2 separate regions of the Mus musculus genome follow, and region 2 is linked to region 1. Evidence: chromatin contacts called from ENCODE POLR2A ChIA-PET data. All regions are on one chromosome and are shown on one strand. Each heading gives the region's core, a stretch centred on a gene start or an enhancer-like site at or near the end of the contact. The rest is flanking DNA. Distances are from core to core; before and after follow the strand shown. Region 1 has its middle 18 kb from the start of Gm31546. Region 2 overlaps Gm39286 (a long non-coding RNA gene).

Evidence for each region. ChIA-PET counts read pairs that join two places held with the same protein, here RNA polymerase II (POLR2A).
Region 2: POLR2A ChIA-PET joins it to region 1 with 19 read pairs in Patski. The contact joins two enhancer-like sites. POLR2A ChIA-PET finds 5 or more read pairs at or near these places in 2 of 5 experiments (Patski and embryonic stem cell).

What each region holds. Positions count from the first base shown.
Region 1 is chr8:126,611,905-126,616,538 of GRCm38, forward strand. No RefSeq gene overlaps it. Among named protein-coding and RNA genes, the nearest start is that of Gm31546, 18 kb to the left of the region's middle. Within about 2 kb of position 2,392, at least 1 of the 3 ENCODE cell types and tissues checked has a DNase peak (open chromatin) inside an H3K27ac peak, as active enhancers do.
Region 2 is chr8:126,563,057-126,567,690 of GRCm38, forward strand. Gm39286 (a long non-coding RNA gene) reads right to left here. Exons shown (of 3, transcript XR_879365.3): 3 at 4,278-4,634. Among named protein-coding and RNA genes, the nearest start is that of Gm39286, 6.6 kb to the right of the region's middle. Within about 2 kb of position 2,300, at least 1 of the 3 ENCODE cell types and tissues checked has a DNase peak (open chromatin) inside an H3K27ac peak, as active enhancers do.

The DNA of each region.
Region 1 (4,634 bases), core at 1,142-3,641:
TGTGTGTACGAGTATGCATATGTGTACAAGTGTGAATGTGTATGTGCACATTCTTGTGTGTGTGTGTGTGTGTTGGGTTGGGAGGGGTGTCACCAGCTGTTCCTACTGAGGTTCACATAAACCGTTTCCAACTTTCAGCAACAAAGGTTCTGCAAGAAAGAATTGTGACTTCTGCATCAACTTAGTGTCCCTTCCCCAGGCGGCTGTTAGGGCTTGAGGCTGGCGCCAGTGGGAAGCACCAGGAGCCACTCGGTCCCTTAGGTACCTTGTGGAATTTCTCAATCTAATTTTGTTTAGTTTGGGGGAACTTTTTTCTTTTAGATATTTGGTCCTAGGGAAAAAAAAATTTCCTGTGGTTTCTCTCCTATTCACCCTTAGTAATCGCTGCTTTTGAGAAAGACTTTCTCCATTTTCCCATAAAACCAAAACATGGCAGACATCCCTTGTATCTGGATTCCACTCCCACCGCCTGCTGTCCCCCCAAGCCCTTTCTTCACCCAGGGCTTGTCCTCTTGTCCTTGATGAAGATCCTTCCTGCAGAATCCGGCTGGATGAATAGAAACTCAGGGTTGCATGTGGCCTGAGTCCTACCCACAAGGTTCCAGGAATACCCTCTGCCTCAAGGACCTCAGGCTTCATAGCAGGGTGTGTGGGAGAGTCCAGTTCCCTCTGATGTAACCCTGGTTGTCCTGTGTCCCTTTTCCCTGTGGGCACTTGTAACTCATCACCCTTCACCGGCTGCTCCTTAACTGTCACCTGGGTCAACTGTCCTGTACAGTGCCACGTGTTCTTCTTCAACCAGGGCTTCATCGCTCCATCTTCCCATGACTTCTGTTGTGACAGTTTTATAAAGAGACCCTTGTAGCCTATTCTTTGGCTGTCAGACTACTGGGGACTCCAAGAAACTGGAATTTCTCTGGGAATCTCAAGCTGTCAGATGGAGAAGGCCTTGTGCCAGCCAGAATCCCCCAGGAAGGGTCACACAGGTCTGACCATGTGTCACACCACCTCACAGGAGACTGGAGCCCAGGTGGTGGTGGTGGTGGTGGTAGTGGTGGCAGTGGCAGCGGCAGCAGCTCAGTGATGGGCGGGGCCACACCTTGGCCAGATCTGCTTCTCTGCGCATTCACTTGCTTTCTACTTAACCCTAAACCTCATGCCAGGATCTCAGAGATGGACTTGAGGGTTGCTAGACCCCTTTGTTCTTCCCACTGTGGCCACAAAAAATAAATCTCTTTTCTCTGCTTTTATTGCTACTTCTTTAACTGGGGAGGGGTAGCCCTGGCTAACTTTTTTTTATAGCTACCAGGACTCAGGCTTTGACCCCAGCAACCCCATAACATTCTCCCTGACGTTTGTCTCACACAGCCACCCACCTGCTGTTTGCTAACCATCCTTTCTTTCTTCAGCTGGGAGGAGTCAGGAGCAAGCAGCCTGTGAGTCACGTTCCCTTAAGGGTTCCCACTGATATGCTGTGATCATGGACAGGTCCCCTGACAACCAGAACTTCTGCCACAGCGGCTCTCGGTACCCCACAGGTGAAGTCCTAGGTATTTACTGACTACATTTCACTCTCAAGAGGGACAGGGGCATTTCCACAATTCCCCTGTGGGTGGGGGTAGGGACTTAGATAGGCCGAGTCCCCAGCAAGCCCAGAATGTGTGATTCTTGCCAGCATCTGAGACCCCAGACAGAGGTGAGAATAGGAGTGGGTAGCCCCCAGCTTCCTAGCTCACAAAGCACAAATCATCACTAGATACAGGCTCCGTGAGGAGTAAGAAATCGGTACCATCGTGCAGCTGTAACCTGCATGCTGAAAGAGTCGGACATGACTGTCAGCAACATGACAGCCTGGGAAATGGGTACAAGGTGGGGCAAAGCCTTCCCGGTGGTTAACAAGGTTCTCCTGTTATCCCAAGCCCTGATCTCAAGCATCCTGCCATGTCCTGCCTTCAAAGGTGAAGGTGAACCTGAGTCTCAAGAACATGCCTGTTTCTACTACCTAAAGAAACATCCGGCCAGCTTATTAAAATTAGGCTAGAGGAAAGCCCAGCAAGGCCCCAGTCCGACTCCAAGAAAGCCGAGTGTCTTCTGAAAATAGGGTTGGGGTGACTGCAAGTAAGACCTTTCTCTGGGAGGACTAGCCAGCCACACTTAGATAACAGAGTACAAAGTACAACTAGGATCAAGGATGAGTCCCAAGCAAGCATAGAAAACCAGTGTATACTGTGCAACCAGGATCAGGGATCAGTATCCAGGCAAACAGCCAGCCAGTGTGCAGTGTGCATGCAGAATCAGCCAAGGTAGGTGACTAATGTTTAGAGTGTGACCAGGATTGAGGATCAATATCCGGACAAACCTAGAGGCCCATGTGCAGCGTGCAACCAGGACCAAGGGTCAGTGTCCAGGCAAACAGACAAGCTATGTCCAATGTGTAATCCAAACTGTGAGTCAGCGGAATCAGAGACAGAGCCAGAGCCACCCATGCTTGGCTGAGAAACCAGATACCAGCTCTGGGCAGGAACTCACCCTGGGGAAGCTGTTGCCTCATTCTCTAGGCCCTTACCTCTTGCCTTCCTACAAAAACCAGGCCAAACAGGATTTGGGGTGTGGCCAGGCTGATCAGCCTACGTCACCATCCCGGTCACAGTCTGTCTGGGCAGAACCCAAGGGGTCTGTGGGTTCTCGCAGCCTTCTGCATCCTACTGTAATATGGGTAGATTTCCTGGAGGCCACCGAGCATACTCCTTCAGTAGAGGCTTTACCTCAGACCAGCAGGTGTTCAAGAGGAAGTGGGGGCGGTTCCATGTCTCTCTGGGACTTGCACCCCAGTTGACAGGGTCACAGGGACAATCTGAGGCATACCCCTGGGATCTGTGGCCTTTGGCCCCCAGGCAGCCCACCCATAGCTCAGAAGGTATGAAGTGGGAGGTGAAGGAGAAGCACCGGAAACCTGGTGGGAAACAGACATGGGAACACGTGAGCACTTGTCCATCTCACTGGCTGGGTTCCATGTGTCACCTCTGACTGCCCTGCTCTGTGCGTTGTCAGCATTGAACACTTGATGTGACCACACCCCCTGGTCTCCAGGCTGCAGCCCTTTGGAAGGATGTGCCTGTGTTGGCTACATTTCTTCTTGCCTTGACAAAATCTTGGACAAAAGCAATTTGGAGCGAGAGAACGTCCATCCTTCACAGTGGGGACTGTACAGGAGAGTTCAGGGTGGCTGGAGGCTGTGCTAGAGCTCCTGACCTGACCATCAGACTAGGAAGTGGAAAGGACACCATAGCTCCTCATGGAAGCAGAAACTGGTTAAGACCCTGTTCTCCAGTGACTTACTTTCTCTAGCTAAGCCCCGGCTCTTAAAGGGTCCATGTTTCCCCCAAGCATCATTCCTACTGCATAAACCTGAGAGGGACATTTTGCATTTAAAGTCACAGTCAAGTAGATCAACCTTGGCCAGAAACAATTTCTCTTTCCCCAGCAACTAAATACAGTACTGCAGATCTTGGGGAACCTGGAGAGGAGGGTGACAAGAGTCAGGGGTGAGGAGAGACAAGAGCTGGCCTGTCATCCCTATATGAGGGGTGTCCCTGGTGGCTGGAGATCCTGGAGTGCCTTTGTTTTCCTAGGGACAGCAACTGCCTCAACCCGTGGTGTGAATGCAACAGTTGGCCCATTTATCACTTTGATTTTTAACTCCCACCTTCTCAGTCCCATCCCCCACCCTGTCCCATATCAGCAGTTCAGTGGATGCTCTGCTCCCAGGGGTGTGACTTTTTAAAAAGGTAAAAACTGTTGGCTGGTGGATGAGGGGGAGCCAGCCTGGAGGAGCCAGCATCTGGTTTTACAAGTCTGGGATCTCCTTTCAACCCTCTCAGTTCGCTGCTCTCCAGATGGACAGGGAGGCTCGGAATGCATGTGGGAGACCGGAGGTTGGGGCTGGCGGTGAGGCATTGCAGAACCTCCATGAGTAAGAATGAGTAACCAGCTCAGAGCTCCTCCTAGCTGGGCAGAGGCACTGACCCAGTTCTGTATCAGCTGAAGGTGGAGCTGGTGGGGCTGGTGCCTGGTGTGGGCTGAGAAACCACCCAGATCTGCATACAATGGGCCACTGCAAGCCCAGAGACCCGGAAGTCCTCCCAGAGCTCACGCCCCTGCTTCCCGTCCTGCATAGCTGTGTGTGGGAGGGGCCCCAACCACCCACTCATGTCCCCGCTTCAGGCTTCCAAACACTGCTATTGACATCGGTCTCAAACAAGGAACAAAACCAAGAAGTTACTCTTGGGGTTGCCCAGTCTCCTGAAGACAAAAGAGGGTTGGTCTTTCCTCAGAAGCATTCCTGGAGGAGAGACTGCTCATGAAACCCACAAGAGAGTTACAAGAACTCAAATGAAAACAAAGATAATGGTGGCCCTGCCTGGGGATTAAGTAAGCAGTCAATGCTAAGGGGGACTCTTCTGTGGAACTGCCTGCTAGCTGTGCAGAGAGCTCCAGTGCTGTACATTGCATGAACTGGGGACTAGCTGTATTGCGAAGCAGCTATCACATCATTAAACTCACCCTGTTCACCAAACTAGACGAGGGTAGAACAGTTTCTTCCCTGTGTCATCAGTGAGCTATCTGGAGTGAAT
Region 2 (4,634 bases), core at 1,050-3,549, 49 kb before region 1:
ACACAGGTGGAGTTACAAGTAAAAAAAAAAAAAAAAAAAAACAGTCAGCAGCAGGATGAATAAGCAAATTCCCACAAACACCTTCCAATTCCCTCCCCAGCCAATCCCTCCCTGTTCTTCTTCCTCCTGTCCCTGGTAGAGACTACTGGGTCTGGGTCCAGTCTCATTCCAGATTGCTTTCCGTAGATAATTCCTTCACGCTTTTATGTTGCCTGATCACTAGTTCCTAAAAATCACCTGGAATAATACATGTCTTATGGATCGAACCTGATCTGACATTTCTATATGTACAGAAAATACACACCTCCTATGCTACATTGTAGCAGGACTGTATTTTAAAAGCTTCAGAACAACTTGCATGCCTAATAGTTAACTGCAGTGCATGTTGGTACAGCCACTGTGTGGAGCACCATGTGTATGGAGCAGCATGTGTGTGGAGCACCAAGTGTGCAGAGCATCATGTGTGTGCATGTTTGTGGAGCACCAAGTGTGTGGAGCACCAAGTGTGCAGAGCATCATGTGTGTGCATGTGTGTGGAGCACCAAGTGTGTGTGTGTGTGGGAGCACCAAGAAGATGGTGACTACAAGGTAAACACTTATGACATAGCAAGATTAAACTTTAAATTACCAGATAAAATTACATATATCACTTGCCCAAACTATTAGAATTTTGTCAAGAAAGACACATTATCTTAGGACTTGTACCATGCTTTCCCTCATGGCAAGCTATACCTGCACTCTGTGAGCCCAGTTAAGCCTTCTCTCCCTTAAATTGCTTGTGTCAGGTGTTTGTTGCAACAACAAAATAACAAGGAACATAGAAAATGCTAAGTAATAATGTATTACTTCCCTTTGGGTTTTCCCCCATTTTAAAAATTATTAGAGATTTATATATTTCATAATGAAAATTTTTACTTATTTAGAATTCTTTTTTTTCTCTCTCTGAAGGCAGGAAAGATAAATTTCAGCATAGTTTAATTTGTAAGAGAATATCCCACCCAATCTTTTGAGGGGCACTGCTTCTGGCCCCTTCTTTTCAGCTCTGTGCAGTTGCAGATGAAAGCAAGCAGCCTGTGGGTGCAGCCACAGATAGAGCATCAGACATTGTCTTATCAAGCAGGGGGACGAAGTGATGAGAAGATTCCCCTGTCTTTTGAGGCTTTCTTACCAAGGGCACACCCAGGATTCTGTAGGAAAAGCATCCATCATAGGTTCCCAAGCCCCTGGCCAGCAGAATAAGATGAAAGCCGCTCCCTCAGTGCCTAGTGTCTGTAGACAGAGCCTATGAAGAGTTCTGCTTTGCCTAAAGGACTGAAGGGTGTTAGGGGAGTGGACCAGCCTGGCTTCACAATCTCTTCAACTGTGTCCTTTGGCGTGTGTATGTGCACGCGTATCTTGTTATCAGGGACTCACAATTTGTTTGTTTGTATTGAGGATTTCTGTATGGGTTCTGGGGAATCCAGCTCAAACATGCTTGGGAGGCAACATTTTACTGAATGAACGATTCCTCACCACCCAACCTACACACCACCTCCTGCCTCGGGTTTGGTTAAGCAGTCAATGTGGATAACAGGAAATGTCCCCACAGGCACGCGTGTTTGAATACTTGGTCCCCAGCTGGTAGCACTCTCTTGAGGGGTTATAGAACCCTTGGGGCAGGTGGCATGGTTGTTGGAAGTCTCTGGAGGCCAGTCTCGGAGCAGGACAGCCTAGCCCCACTTCCAGGTGGAGTTTTCTGTGTTCAGCAAGATGCGAACAAGCTGAGCAGGATCTTCCTGCAACGCAGACGTTAGCAGCCATGTCATCCCCACTGAGATGTTTGGTGTTCCAACCAAAACAAATGTCCCTCCTTTGGGATGCTTCCCTCAGGAATGTTGTCAGTAGGGACTGGAAGTGTAAATGATGCCCTAGGGGGAGGGGTGCTGAGCACAAAGGGATCAAGGTCAAATCAGGCACAGTCTAGGTCCTCAAGGACATAGGGTTCCACCGTTTCCCACAGAAACATTGGCCCTCTACAGTAGCAGCAGGGTCCACTCCATGCTTATCAGAAATGCTTGGGCCTTGGGTTCACTCTGGATTTTAACAGGTTTCCCAGTGGGCACACAGAGGGGTGAAGTGGACTGTCTACAGGGTAGGCACTGTCTACACGGGACACACCTAATTTCTGCAGAGTGTAATTATGATCAGGTTTTGGGTTGGTATTATTATTTAGCTTTCATGGACAGTCTCAGCTTATTACAAATCCAACCAGGAGCATATGTGACTGCCACAGGATTCATGGGCACAGTCATGAAGACAGTGAGTGCCTGAGGAAGTGGAAAGTCCCTGCAGCTGCCCAGCTCCAGCCTGGGAGGCTTAATGGAGGGAGCCAGCAGGGCAGCATAGGAGCAGAAGAGGAAGTGGACATCTGTTTCTTCAGAGGACACTCGAAAGGACAGTAGCTTCACCGGAGCCCGAGAAAGCAGGTTTGGGAGGAGAACCTTCCTTGTGGCCTCATCTATGACGTACACCACCCTCTTGGGCTCTGAACATCAAGTGGCTCTCCATAAACCACCTCCTGGCCCTGTATGATGTCTGCACATGGTCACTGAGTGGAGGACGTTCTCAGGGCACCAAATGTGCCAGCAGCTCAGAGGCAATGACTTCCATTTGTCCCGTGTACTCTACAGAAGGAAGGGTTCTTGGGACTGATGTGGGATTTTATTATTTATTCCTCAGTGTGTGTTATGTAAATGTGTGTGTGCATTGTGTTTGTTATGTAAATGTGTGTTTGTGTCTGGTATGGTCTGTCCAAGCAGGATGACCAGGCATGGAGATTGGGGAGACAGAGTGAGTGAGTTGTATTCCCAGACAAGAGCCTCAGTTGTGACCTGGACACAGCTCTGCTGGGCTCGAGGAGAGAGACGCATCATCAGTGACATCTTAAACCAGGGTTCCCTTTCATCTTAAACCAGGGTTCCCTTTCACCCAGTGCAGGTGGAGCATAAAAATACCCACTGTGGGCATATTTCCTACAGAGGGGAGGGAGCTCTCGGTCATGGGGAAAGCTGTCTAAATAAAGACACTCCAGGGGAGGGACAGCTAGGCTTCACCAAGTTTCTTCACCCAGAGTCATCTGAGTGGACACTGTGCCAAGCTGCCTCTGGGGAAACTAGAGGGAAGTGTCACCACCCTAAAGCCCACATGGGGGGTGAGGGGCAGGGGTGGGGGAGGTGAACCCAGTGAGAGTGTAGCTCCTCAGCTTCTCCTCAGAGGAGCCCAACAGGCCGAGCCAGCGGGGCAATTGTGCCCATAGTGACATGACCCTCTCTCTGCAGAGCTTCTACCCGCTCCTGCTTCCTGCAGCAGCCACTGGGGCACCTTGCCCATCCCACAACCAGCGTTATTTTCAAGCTACCCAAAAATAACAACATTTGATACGAGGCCTCTGAGGCTTTGGCTGTGGTCATGTTTCTAAATTCTTGACTCAAGGGCAGTAAATGAGAGCACTCCTCTCTCTCTCCTCTCTCCCTCTTTCTCTCTCTCCCTGCCTTCCTGTCTCCCTCCCTCCCCCTAGCCGGACTACTTTTCTCATCTTGAGATGTTGGGAGAACCCCAGCCAAGGGATCAGGGCTCAATGGGCCACAGGATATTAATAGTGGTGTTGAGATCATAACACAAGGCTCTTTGTACCACCATGCTCTGAGCCCCAGGGGGAAAAAAAAGCTTCCAAACAGCTCAGAGAGCGTGCCAGCGTGGGGCTGTGTGTGGGGTGAGTCCCGCCTTGCTGAGCTCGGCCACATTCTCCGTTCCTTCGTTTGTCCATTCCACATTCCACATTCCACGGTGAGGATCTATTTCCAGCGTTGCAGAGTACACAAGCCACCCTATTCATGAAATGCATGCTGGGAAGCATTCTTCCCTGCGGATGTTTGTGTGCTCCTGGGAGCTTGCAGACATGGAGCAAATGCGAGCAGCTTGCAAGCCAGGACCCGGGGGCTCTGGGCCTTTGTCTTCCTCGCTGCTTGCTCCTCATTTCCACGTGCAGTAAATTCCCTCTTCTTGTTCCTAAAATGAGAGTGAGTATGCCGTTCACTGAAGGTTGGCTCTGAGTGGTAGGCGACACTGGTTTGGAAATGAAGAGACCTGGGATGACAAGATGATTCTGTGGGTGAAAATGTTTGCCGCCAAGTCTGACATCTGAAGTCAGCCCTCTGGACCCACCTGGTAGGAGGTGGAAGAGGCTGTTGTAAGTTCTGTGACTTCCTCACACAGACACACAGAGACAGTAAAGAGCTGGAGAGATGGCTCTGGAGTTACAAATGCTTGCTCCCATCCAGAGGATGCAGGTTTGGTACTCAGCACCTGCCTCAGGCTCACAACCACCTGTAATGTTAGCTCCAGAGGGTTTGATGCCTCTGGTCTCCGAGACTCCCTGAATTCACATGCAGGTATCCACACATATCCACATAGTTAAAAATAAGACTTTATTTTTTAAAAAAGGAAGTAAGGAGACTCAACTCTTGCTTTGAGGCTCTCTTTAAACGGGAGCGATTATCTTAATTAAACTACATTTTCATCAGGGGGCCAGTCCCTTGATGTGTTAAACGGAAGGAGCAGAACGCTCCATTAATTTTCTTCCAGTGGTATTTGGA